Linked DNA regions of Homo sapiens: region 1 is linked to region 2. The links are chromatin contacts, found by Hi-C in ENCODE. All regions are on one chromosome and are shown on one strand. Each heading gives the region's core, a stretch centred on a gene start or an enhancer-like site at or near the end of the contact. The rest is flanking DNA. Distances are from core to core; before and after follow the strand shown. Region 1 has its middle 130 kb from the start of PRDM2. Region 2 has its middle 39 kb from the start of PRDM2.

What was found. Hi-C counts contacts between places; a loop is a spot of excess contacts on that map. Pooled maps may share reads with other maps.
Region 1: a loop to region 2 is called in a map of gastrocnemius medialis, with 2.6 times the contacts of the local background. The contact joins two enhancer-like sites. A Hi-C loop is called at or near these places in 38 of 168 maps with a recorded cell type or tissue (A673, CD8-positive, alpha-beta T cell, Caco-2 and 26 more), 4 of 37 single-sample maps with no recorded cell type and 31 of 50 pooled maps.

What each region holds. Positions count from the first base shown.
Region 1 is chr1:13,830,333-13,837,003 of GRCh38, forward strand. No RefSeq gene overlaps it. Among named protein-coding and RNA genes, the nearest start is that of PRDM2, 130 kb to the left of the region's middle. Within about 2 kb of position 2,384, at least 2 of the 41 ENCODE cell types and tissues checked have a DNase peak (open chromatin) inside an H3K27ac peak, as active enhancers do.
Region 2 is chr1:13,658,008-13,664,690 of GRCh38, forward strand. No RefSeq gene overlaps it. Among named protein-coding and RNA genes, the nearest start is that of PRDM2, 39 kb to the right of the region's middle. Within about 2 kb of position 4,649, at least 2 of the 41 ENCODE cell types and tissues checked have a DNase peak (open chromatin) inside an H3K27ac peak, as active enhancers do.

The DNA of each region.
Region 1 (6,671 bases), core at 1,134-3,633, 170 kb after region 2:
CGTCAGAGAAATCGACCTCGGAGGAGACCTTGCTGACTCAGGGATCCAGTGCAGTTACGTGAAAATAGCTGATTTGCAGCTTCCAGGCTGGGCAGAGCACTTTGCTCAATTCTCAACCATGGCCTGCTTCTCTGTGTGGGTCTCTCTTGTCCACCTTCAGGACCAGGGGGAAAAATGAGGAAAATTTTGTTTTAAACATCACAGGTAGGGTAAGGGATGCCCATTTCCATTTGAATTTCAGATAACAAACAGATTTTAAAGTACAAATATGTCCCCAATATTGTATGGGACATATGTATGCTTAAAAAAAAAAAGTTGTTTATTTGAAATTCAAATGGAACTGAGAATTCCGTTCTGTTATTTGCTAAATCTGGCAACCCTATTCAGAGGGCCAGGCCTCTCTAAGATGCCCTTCTCTTCTTGGTCATCTTGAGGGGTTCCAGCTGGTCACTCTGAAAGCTCTCAGCCAGCCCTGGCCCTCTGCCCGGCAGTCAGGAAGCGGCTTCCTCTGCTCTTAACAGCAGCTCATGCCTTGGATGCGGAGGTCGCCAAATGTCAAGTGGGGTCCTGAGGACTCTAAAGAGTGTTCAAGTGGCTCTCGACTCCTGCCTACATCTTGGGATTGTGGCTCTGATCTTTAATTGATTCATAAAATAAAAAAAATGTTTAAATAAGCAAACTCCCTTTCTTGCCATCAGATGTGAAAGATTGCATGACAGAAAGGCAAACAAGTGACTGATTTTGGCATCAACTGGTAGGATTTTCAAACTAACATCATTCTTGGGCATCTGCAGCTGTAGGTCCCCTGCCCCTTCCCAGGGCCATGCTGGGTGAGCACTTCCAAACCAGATGTTGTGGAAATTTGGGCACTAGTGTGGTCCATATATGTCTGTCTTACCCAAGTGCTATTAGGTTCTACCAGCAGAAGGCTGAGGCTGAGAGTGGAGGGAAGGCAGGGGCCTGGCACACACCAATGCCCACCTTGAAGCCCAAGACAAGGAGGCCTCCACTATGAGCCATCTCTCCCTCTGTGACCTCTTAGGCCTGGGGTGTGCCCTAAGGAGCTCATAGCATGTGTGTCCTACCTCAGCACTGAGGCATGGGGAAATTCTTGCGTGTGATTGCTTAAACACAAAACTTTCTATTTTCTAGTTAGAAGATGTACATGGTTATTAACCCCATAAAAATAGAGAAAATCCAAAGAAATCCTGCCACTGATGGCCTTTTTTTTTTTTTTTTTTGAGATGGAGTTTCCCTCTTGTTGCCCAGGCTGGAGTGCAATGGTGCAATCTCGGCTCACTGCAGCCTCCTCCTCCCAGGTTCAAGCAATTCTCCTGCCTCAGCCTCCCAAGTAGCTGGGATTACAGGCATGTGCTACCACGACCAGCTAATTTTGTATTTTTAGTAGAGACGAGGTGTCACCATGTTGGCCAGGCTGGTCTCGAACTCCTGACCTCAGGTGATCCACCCACCTTGGCCTCCCAAAGTGCTGGGATTACAGGTGTGAGCCACCACGCCCAGTCTGATGGGTCCTTTAGTGCCTGATCCCTTAGGTTTTTATGATATAAATATTAGCAACTGGCTGTGACATCAACCTGCTGTGTGACCTCAAGAAGTTGTTGAACCTCCTCGTGCCTCAGTTTTCTCATCTATAAAGTGGGCATGATCATAGTTCCTTCCTCACAGGGTTATCAAGAAAATTGTTCGTTACATCAAAACACTTAGTGCCTGGCTTTGGATGTGAACTGTAAGCGTTAGGTATGATGTTAATCACGCTGGACTTTTAAACTTCAAGATGATTATTACTTCTACATTACCTTTAATGATGATGTTTGTAGGGGTACATAATATAGGCAGAATTTAGGTTACTTCTGTTTTCACACAGACACTGACAGTTTGGTACATATTTGCTCACACTATGATTATTTGCTGAGGGAGTGGCATGACCGTGTCGAGAGGCAGTGATAGATCAGTCTTATTGGATACACACCATGTGCCTTGCACTGGAAGTGTTTGCCTTAGGGAACCCTCTTGGAGGTGGGCTCCATTGGTGCTCCTATATTTGTGGAGGAGGAAACAGGCTTAAAGGGGTTGACCTCCCCTGAGGTCACAAATGGTGGAGCGAGCCACTGGTCTGGTTCTTGAAGGTGGAAGATGCCCCATGCTCAAATCCCAGTGGAGCATCCGCCAATGGCTGCAGCTGTCTGTGATCCAAGGCTCTTCCCTGGCCACCTAAGGCTCTGTGGTTTGCTTGATAACACTCCAGTTTCATCTCCTCTAAATTAGGGGACACTGCAAGGCTCCTGCTGGGAGAGGAGGGTAGGAGAAACTTGGAGAGTGTCCAAGAGCAAGGCCCTCCTGGCACAGGTAGGGATCCAGGTGCAAACCAGCTACCCTGAGGCCTGCTTGGCTGGGTTCCACTGTCTTGCGGAAATTACATTTTTACCAACGTGCCCTTTGTCTTCTGGGTACAGCCACGTGGAAGAGAGGCATGGGAAGGATTTGTATGCAGAGAGCAAGCATGGGCAATCTTTTCCCTTCTGGGTTGTTTGTTTGTGTTGTATTTAGATCTTTAACGGTGCACACCTAATATGAAACCAAAAAGCCTGATTTCTATGACAAGGTGCTGCCCACTGTGTCATCCTGAAGCCATGGACTTGAGGGAGAGGCTGTTGTCCAAGCAGAACAGAGGTAGAGATGATGCTGGGTGACTCAACTGGGGGCTGTGCCCACCATTCCCCATTCATTGTGCTGGGAAAGGGCCAATCATTTCTTAACATGGGCCTCCCGAGCCAGGCATTCTAGGTGGGCTTATCTGGCACCAGCTCCATGTACATCTGTTCTGCAGAGACCCTGCTGCTCCTGAAGGTCAAACCTAAATCTTGTGGCACAGCATCCCTGTGAAGGCACCTGCAGGGAGCAGGATCCTCAGGCAGGAGGAATGTGAAGAAGGGAGGGAGTGGCAGAAGGTGCCATCAGTGCTGCTGAAAAGCTGTACCTTGGATGGCCAGGGTCAGCTTTGTTTGCTTATTGTAGCTTCCCCTACACTGCCCTTTCCAAAATCATACACCTACTCACTGCTTCTGGTGGGATCTTTTCCGTGCGTGTGCAAGTTGGGAACAGGTATGTGCTCCACGCTGCACCTGCTGAGCCAGTCAGTGGTTGGGAGGGGACTCTAGTTTGACCTTTCCTGTCAACTAGATGGGGCCTGAGCTGGGTACAGCTCCTCGGGGCCTCCATCCCCTCTTCTTGACATGAGGCCTGTTCTCTGGTATGTCTCTGTCTCTTATGATCACCTTCCCTCCCTGGGTCCCCAGTGGATGCTGTCGGTCCATGCAGGAGCAGCCCCAGTGCGCAGCCCTTTTCCTTAAAAGCAGGAAGATCTTTTTAACCTGGAGAATGTGAGGTTGTGTGAACAGGAAGAGAGGGGGTGGGAAGGGCAATATGAGGGTGTCATTGTCCCCAAATGCTTACCATGTTTTCCCTCAATACAGGACCCAATGTGTGGCCTCGGGACAGAGCTATGACCTGTGGCATAGAAGATACAAGGGAACAGATTAGCCTAAGTGAAGGCTTGATTACTTTTTACTTTTTTTTTTTTTTTTTTTGAGACAGATTCTTGCTCTGTTGCCCAGGCTGGAGTGCAATGGCACGATCTCTGCTCACTGCAACCTCCACCTCCCAGGCTCAAGCGATTCTCTTGTCTCAACCTCCCCAGTAGCTGGGATGACAGGTACCCACCACCATGCCCGGCTAATTTTTGTATCTTTTTTTGTAGAGATGGGGTTTCACCATGTTGGCCAGGCTGGTGTCAAACTCCTGACCTCAGGTGATCCGCCCGCCTCGGCCTCCCAAAGTGCTAGGATTATAGGCGTGAGCCACCTCACCCAGCTTTTGATTGCTTCTCAATTTAAGAACATTTCAGGAATAGAGTCTTTATGATGGCCCCATTGAGCTTTTCCATCCTTTCCGTGTCACACTGAGGTCAGCACTATTGTACGGCCCACCTGTGACGTGGGAGGACAAAGGTTCAGAGCCAGTCCCTTGCTGGCTGCAGGATGCTGGGTGGAAGTGGGGGCTGAATGCAGGGTCCTTGGGTCTGTCTGCAGCAGTGAGGAGGGCTCAAACAGCAGCTTTGCATTTCTTTTCAGCCTTTCATGTTTTGCCAATTTTTCCTAAATTGGGCTCATTTAGCATAACGTTTTGTGAACCTCAAAAGTCTGTAACAGGTCTCAGTCAATTTAGGAAGTTTATTTCGCCAAAGTTAAGGACGTGTACCCATGACACAATCTCAGGAGGTCCTGACGACACATGCCCAAGGTAGTCCGGGCACAGCTTGGTTTTGTACATTTTAGGGAGACATGAGACATCAATCAATATATGTAAGATGAAATTGGTTTTGTCCAGAAAGGTGAGACAACTCGAAGCAAAAGCAGGACAACTTGAAGTGGGGAGCGGGCTTCCAGGTCATAGGTAGATAAGAGACAAATGGTTGTATTCTTTTAAGTTTCTGAATAGCGGTTCCAAAAGAGGCAATCAGATACGCATTTATCTCAGCTAGCAGAGAGATGACTTTGAATAGAATGAGAGGCAGGTTTGCCCTAAGCAATTCCCAGCTTGACTTTTCCCTTTACATTGATGATTTGGGGGCCCCAAGATTTATTTTTCTTTTGCAGTTTGTTGCAAATGTTTTATATCTGGGATGCATTCAACCCTATGAAAAGTGAAAGGACCTCTTGTGTAAAGGTGTGCTTGCATTCTCCGTACAGACAAATGACAAGAGCTGGATGATTGCTTTGGGGGTTAGGACGGGGACGTGAGAGAGTCTCTTCTGAATCCAGGAGGACACTTGTGGACTGGGAAAACTGTTCTTCCCATGTTCACAGCAGGAGACTGTGTCCTGGACCATCCTCCCCAGACCTTGGTAGACCTGAAGAGTCCCCTGTAGATTTAAGAACCCTTGAAACTTGCCAGAGCAAGCTGGGTGACCCCCACTCTAGAAGAGCGCTCTCCTGGAATCTCATCTGTTTGGAAGGTGGTAGCACCACATAGGCTGCTGGACAAGAGACACACGCAGCCAGCCACCCTCTGACTCTGCCCATGTGGACCAAAGTGACTGATTTGTGCTTGCACCTGCTCGTCACCCCTGTTGGAAGCAGCTGTATCCCTTGCAGGTGAGGGTAGAGGTTCAGGGATATTTGACAGTGATGGCAGAGGTGTGTTCTCTGCTGATGGAGCTGCCGCCACACCATAATCCCCAGTCCTGCCCCTACTGAAAGAGTGCTTATGCTCAGTGCTGGTTCCAGGCTTCCTGTTTGTCCCCTGCTGCACTCTGTAATGTGCTGGGCATAGGTAGGCAGCGACCTGCAATGGATGGTCGGCGCAGCTGAATGAAACGATCTGTTCTATCGGTACAAGAAGATCATCTGATGTTTTAGTGGACAACTTGTGTACTGGGGTGTACTAGTCTGCTCTGATCACCATAGTGAAATACCTTGGAGTTCTGGAAGCCTAAAATGAAAGTGTCAGAAGGCATGGTCTCTCCTGAATCCTCTCTCTTTGGCTTGCAGATGGTTGCCTTCTCACTGTGTCCTGACATGGTTTTTCTTCTGTGTGAAGACACATCCTGGTGTCTCTCCCTCTTCTTGTGTGGGGAACCTGTCCTATTGGATTAAGACCCATCTATATAATCTCATTTAACCTTAATTACTTCTTTAGAGGCCCTATCTCCAAATATGATCATATTCTGAGGTGTATTTGGGAGTTGGGATTTCAACAGATAAATTTGGAGGAGTGGGGCACGATTTAGTCTGAAACCTATGCAGGGAATTTGTCTTAGTCATTGCTTACTTAACATCATCAAACGGTCCTCTCTACCCCCACTGCCAAGGGCACACTGCCATTCCTTGCTAGGTTCACTGGTTCTAAGTGAACCAATGGGCCCTGGAATTCAGGCGACTTATCTATAAACTGTCCTACTGCATAAGTATCAGTCAGGATGTGCTGATTACGCTGCTGTAACAAACAACAGAATCTTAGTTGCTGATGATAAACGCTTAGTTCTTGCTCATAATACATGTCAATTGTGGACTGACTAGGAATACTTTCTCCTACTTGCTAACTCCAGGATCTAGACAGACAAAGTAGCTGTTTTTTTTTTTTTTTAACGTATTGTAAAAACAAACACAGGTACAGAAAACCACACAAAACAAATGTCTAGTTTGGTAAATTATAGAAACTCTCTTATAACTACCTCCAGATCAGGAAGGGAATGTTACCAGCTACTCATTCCCAATCACAGCTCCCACTTTCCCTCCAGAAGTAATTGCTGTCCTAACTTTCATGGGGATCACTTCGTTGTATTTGTTTAATTAAATTTTTTTTATTTTAGGATAATTGTAGATTTGCATGTAGTTGTAGGAAGTGTCTTACATTTCTTTGCCCATATGCTAATTGGATTGTTCACATCTAATTTAAGAAATAATACAGAGATTCTGTGTACCTTTGTCCAGCTTCCCCCAGTGGTAGCCATAATCCAACATTACAACCAGGATATTGACAGTGATAAGTCAAGATACATGACATTCCCATCACCACAAGAATCCCTCATATTGCCCTTTATGGCCACACTAACTTCCCTCCCACCCCACCTTCCCCTGAACCCCTGACAA
Region 2 (6,683 bases), core at 3,399-5,898:
TCGTCTGAGATGTGAGGAGCGTCTCTGCCCGGCCGCCCCGTCTGAGAAGTGAGGAGACCCTCTGCCTGGCAACTGCCCCGTCTGAGAAGTGAGGAGCCCCTCCGCCTGGCAGCCACCCCGTCTGAGAAGTGAGGAGCGTCTCCTCCCGGCAGCCACCTCGTCCGGGAGGGAGGTGGGGGGGTCAGCACCCCGCCCGGCCAGCCACCCCGTCCGGCAGGTGAGGGGCGCCTCTGCCCAGCCGCCCCTACTGGGAAGTGAGGAGCCCCTCTGCCCGGCCAGACGCCCCGTCCGGGAGGGAGGTGGGGGGATCAACCCCCCTCCCAGCCAGCCGCCCCGTCCGGCAGGTGAGGGGTGCCTCTGCCCGGCTGCCCCTACTGGGAAGTGAGGAGCCCCTCTGCCCGGCCAGCCGCCCCATCCGGGAGGGAGGTGGGGGGGTCAGCCCCCCGCCCGGCCAGCCGCCCCGTCCGGGAGGTGAGGGGCGCCTCTGCCCGGCCGCCCCTACTGGGAAGTGAGGAGCCCCTCTGCCCGGCCAGCCGCCCCGTCTGGGAGGTGTACCCAACAGCTCATTGAGAACGGGCCATGATGACAATGGCGGTTTTGTAGAATAGAAAGGGGGGAAAGGTGGGGAAAAGATTGAGAAATCGGATGGTTGCCGTGTCTGTGTAGAAGGAAGTAGACATGGGAGACTTTTCATTTTGTTCTGTACTAAGAAAAATTATTCTGCCTTGGGATCCTGTTGATCGGTGACCTTACCCCCAACCCTGTGCTCTCTGAAACATGTGCTGTATCCACTCAGGGTTGAATGGATTGAGGGCAGTGCAAGATGTGCTTTGTTAAACAGATGCTTGAAGGCAGCATGCTCCTTAAGAGTCATCACCACTCCCTAATCTCAAGTACCCAGGGACACAAACACTGCGGAAGGCCGCAGGGTCCTCTGCCTAGGAAAACCAGAGACCTTTGTTCACTTGTTTATCTGCTGACCTTCCCTCCACTATTGTCCTGTGACCCTGCCAAATCCCCCTCTGCAAGAAACACCCAAGAATGATCAATAAAATAAATAAAAAATAAAAATAAAAAAAAAAACCTCTCGTTAACACATAATAATGCCCGCACTGAGCAGGTGTTCACTAAGGTGTTGAATAAATAGTTGAAACTGTGAAAAAAAAAAAAAAAAAAAAAAAAAAAAAGATGCTTTTAAAATATGAAAAAAAAAAAAGATATTTTAATGAGAAAAGCTGAGTGTTGGGAGAGAAGCTGATGCAGGGCTTGCATGTCTGCTAGACTTGCTGGCTCCTTGCTTCTAGCACTCCCATTATCTCAAGCAGCCATATGTTTCTCATTCACTTGATACACTGTTTCCTTTCAACCCCCACATCCTCACCACCTGTTTCTTTGTTTGATCATCAATAAATGGTGTGGGCTCCCAGAGCTCCGGGCCTTGGCACAGCATCCACACTCGCGATGGCCCCCTGGTCCCACTTTCTCTCTCAAACTGTCTTTTTCTCATTCCTTTGACCCCCTCGGATTTCATTGCCCCCACGACCTGGTGTTGGATCTGATCACCCCAACAAAACCAAATCTTAGTCTCGTGTTTCTATCTAAAGACACTCAAAACTAGTTTTTTTTCTGCCCATCCCTTTCCTAGCTGCAACTTTATTTGTGACCATGTAATAAAGGGCAGTTTAAAGATTAAAAAATAAAAAAGTTTAAACCTTTTTTAAAAAAACTAAACAATTCAGGCTAGCAAAAAGATACTCAATACATATTTTCCTTATATCAAACAAGCTAATACAATATAACTATACAGAATATATACAATACACTTAAGTTTCAGAAAGCAAATACTATAGGCTCATTACAGATTTGAAAAAACATGATATTCACATTGATTACAATAACTCTAAAAATAACTGCAACATTGAAATGGCATTTAGTTTACAAAAAAAGTTATATATATATATATATATATATATATATACACACACACACACACACACACACACACATAGTCACCAAGAACTATGGTCCCTGTAAAATACTAATAGCCAGATACTAGTCTATAAAATGTGAAGTTTTGACATGGTATCCATTTTTTGGAAATAAAATCCAAAACCATTTTTGTTATTGTCAAAAGTCAAACATGCCAAGTAACTTAGCTATGGCCAGTGTCACCAAGTAAAGCCATACTTGAATGAGATGACAACTGGATACAAAAGCTGGTGAACTGGGGCCTGGCACAGTTAAGAGTTGTACTAGATCTAGGAAAGGGGTAGAATACATAAAAAGACTCGTCTATGTAATTTAATTCACATTTTCTCCCCTGCATCACCTTCCCTTGAGGGTTTCACAAAATGCCAGTGCCCAGAAAGAATCATAATGCTGTAAGTGGCAGGGTAAAAAAAGTCCCCCCACCCCGACTTCCTTGCTGCTGGGCTATAGGCAAATATTAAAGCATGCATCAGTTACACAAAGCCATCAGTCACCCGTCTGGAAGACTGTGGTGTACAGTTTCCGCCTATGCTGGCTGCACTTTTAAAACTAAAATCCCAGGAAACAGAATTATCTTGTTAAAGTTAAAACTTGCATTTTAAAAGGTCATTATCAAAAAATTAAAACTTTACTGGTAGAGCATTTTGTTTTATAGTATTTCTAAGATCTGGCATATATTTTAAAAAGAGACATACAAACCCACAGAGTAATGTGTTTGTATTAAGAAATTATATATGTGTGTCAGCCGGGCATGGTGGCTCACGCCCGTAATCCCAGCACTTTGGGAGGCTGAGGCGGGTGGATCACGAGGTGAGGAGATCGAAACCATTCTGGCTAACACAGTGAAACCCCGTCTCTACTAAAAAATTAAAAAAAAATTAGCTGGGCGTGGTGGTGGGCGCCTGTAGTCCCAGCTACTGGGGAGGCTGAGGCAGGAGAATGGTGTGAACCCGCAAGGCGGAACTTGCAGTGAACCAAGATCGCGCCCCTGCACTCCAGCCTGGGCGACAGAGCGAGACTCCGTCTCAAAAAAAGAGAAATTATACATGTGTGTCTATAGGGATATATTTATAAAATCCCAACACACAATGAACTTCCTATTGGTGTGCTCTGGCCTCTGAAAAGTAATTGACTCAATGGTAATTGGCCTTTAGTGACAATGTACTTTAATGATAGTGGCTTATGTGACCTGCAAATGTTAAAGTCCCATGTCTTGCTGAGTTCCTTTGTGATAGTGAGTGATATAGTTTGGTTGTATCCCCACCCAAAATATCATCTTGAATTGTAATCCACATAATCCCCATAATCACCATTTGTCAAGGGGACCAGGTGGAGGTAATTGGATCATGGGGGTGGTTCCCCCATGCTGTTCTCGTGATAATGATTTTTCATGAGATCTGATGGTTATATAATCATCTGGTACTCACTCCATCCTGTCACCCTGTGAAAAAGGTGCCTGCTTCTCCTTTGCCTTCTGCCATGATTATAAGTATAAACCTCTTTCCTTTATAAATTACCAGTCTCGGGTATTTCTTCATAGAAGTGTGAGAACGGACTAATACAGGTTAGTTCTTCTGCAGCTCATCTGCTACTCACAAGTGGAAAGAAGCAGCTCACAGACTCTTCATCTCCAAGAGTCAGACTTTCAGGGCCTCCCTCAGCAAACCTGCACGGCTTCCTCCAAGGCAGAAGTCCAGGGAATTACTTATGACTAATGCGGTCAGACCCAAAGCAGTCACTCCACCCAGTCGGAGGGAGTCCTACGCTGGTTGCTGCCTCCCCACCTTCCTCACCCCCATGCTCAAAACTGTGACACCCAGGTCATTGACACCTGTGTCTGCAGCTGGCAGGGCCACAGTTCTGATCACATTCACACATTCCTTCATTCATCATTTCATTCATTCACACACCTTTATTTGAAAACTGACATATGGTGGATACTGATGTTTCTGAGATAAAGTACCCAGTTTGCTGTTAATGCAAACTCAATACGGCCTGGGAAGGACTCCGTACTTCTATATTCGAGCCCCTGTGGACGAACTGTAACCTAGCTTAATAGGCAGACAAGGTTGAAAACCTAATTTAGGAGTATACACCTGTAACAATTACAATAGTTGAGTCTTGGCCAATCCCAGCAGCCATACTTCAACCACTCAGAGACTGCTAAGTGTTCAAACTGTGTTCAAATAAGACAAACACCAGCCTGTAACCAATCCAGCTGTTTCTGTACCTCACTGCCGATTTCTGTATGGCACTTCCCTTTCTTTGTCTATAAATTTGTTCTGACCAGGGGGCATCCCTGGAGTTTCTCTAAATCTGCTGTGATTCTGGGGGCTGCCTGATTGGGGAATCATGCATTGTTCAATTAAACTCATTTAAAATTAATTCAGCTGAAGTTTTTCTTTTAACACTGCCCTTACTAACTTCGCAGCCTAGTGGGGAGAAGTCATGTGACAAATACAAAGTGAGGAAAAAACTCCTTAAACTCCTAAACTGTGCTACCAGTGTGCTAATAACAGATTTACGGGGATTATTTCATTTAATCCTCACAACAACATGAGGAGGTGGATACCATTATTATCTTCATTTCACATAGGCACCCCACCCCCCCAAAGAAAAGAGGATTCAGCAACAGGCACAGCAATTTGCCCAAGATGACAAAGCTAGAAATGGTGGAAATTAGCCAGGAAGTCACGCTGACTCCAGACTCTGTGTAATTTACATGTCTCAGGCATTTTTACAAGAAAAAAAAAAAAAACCAGGCACAGTGTCTCATGCCTGTAATCCCAGCATTTTGGGAGGCCTCAGTGGGAGGATTGCTTGAGCCCAGGAGTTCGAGACCAGCCTAGGCAACCCCGTCTCAAAATAAATAAATAAATAGCTTTTTAATCCTCTAACCTAGCAATTCTGCTTCTAGAGGAATTGTTTTATAATTGTTTATAATGGCAAATAAACTGTCCTACATGTCCATCAAGGAGAGCGTGTTTACAAGACTTGTAGTATGCTCACCCCATGAAGTATTTTACACACAGTGATGAAAATGAATCCACGATGGCCATAAATGTTAGAAACGTAAGACTGAATTTTTAAAAGCCAAAGACCACACACCATATGATGACATTTTGAAAGCTCAAACCCAGTAAAAGAAGATAACACATTGTTTTGACAACACACAGCTTAGGTAAGCAGATTTTTTTTTTTAAGTCAGAGAGTGATAAAGACAAACTTTAGGGTAACGATCATCTGGGAGGATGGATCTAGGGAAGCAGAAGAAGGAATTAGGGGTGGGGGTTGTCCAAGTAAATGTGAGGCCTTTTGTAATGGTTTAATTCCAGGATTGACAAGCTAGAGCCTGCAGGCCAAATCTGGCCCTTCAACTGTTTTTGTAAATAAAGTGGGTTTTTTTGTTTTGTTTTGTTTGAGTTGGATTCTCGCTCTGTTGCCCAGGCTGGAGTGCAATGGTGCAATCTCACCTCACTGCAACTTCCACCTCCTGGGTTCAAGCAATTCTGCCTCAGCCTCCTGAGTAGCTGGGGTTACAGGCACCCACCACCATGCCTGGCTAATTTTTGCATTTATAGTAGGGACAGGGTTTCACCATGTTGGCCAGGCTGGTCTCTTTGGTCAGGCTGGTCTCGAACTCCTAACCTTGTGATCTGCCCGCCTCAGCCTCCCAAAGTGCTGGGATTACAGGCCATAAAGTTTTATCTGAACACAGACACACCAATTTGTTTACATATTGTCTATGCCGGCACTCACTCTACAATAGCAGAAATGAGTAGTTGCAATGGAGACTATATGGCCCATAAAGCTTAAAATATTCGCTATCTGACTCTTTACGGAAAAAGTTTGTTGTGACCTCTGTTCTTGCCTTGGATTGAGTAATAGAGTCCTCTCTTTAATAGCGGTAAGACATTCACCTCTCTGGGTCTCAGTTGCCCTATCTGTAAATAGGGATGATACTACTCTGTGAAGTAAGAAACTGTATCATCCTTTAATGTATGGAAAGTGGATTAGTGGTTTTTTAGGGCCAAGAGGTGGCGCTGGGGGGAGATGAGAATATGGAAATAGGGACTGACTACTAATGAGTAAAAAGTTTCTCTAAGGGGGATAAAAATATTGTAAATTAGACTGTAGTGATGATTGCACAACCCTATCAAAAGATCCACGGCTTCCTGCGGGATTTCTCAACCTCAGCACGATTGACATTTGGGGCTGGATACTTCCTTGTTGTGGGGCTGTCCTGTCAATGTAAGATGGTGAGCAGCCTCCCTGGCCTCTACCCATTATGGGTAGTGATGCCAGTAGCACTCACCAAGTTGTGAAAACCAAAATGTCTCCAGACATTGCCACATATCCCTGGAAGCAGCTAGGGGGAGTAAAATCACCCCCAGTTGAAAAACCACCGTTCTATAATAATAACCTGAGAAATTTCCTCTGCACAGCATTACCATAGAAAGGAGAGTCAAAAGTCTTGGAGTAAATAGTAGGACCTTTTTACCATGGAAAATGATCAGCTTTGAATCACTGGGCAGGGACTGAACTGGGCAAGTCTTTGCAAGGGCAACTTCCAAGGAGCAACAAAGGTGGCACTTGAGTAATTTGGAAAGTGATACTAAGCAAGTTGGAAGGCTGCTGTGTTCCGCTCATGAAAACATCTGCACCTAAGTGGTAAGAGTTAGCTGTGTGGTCCT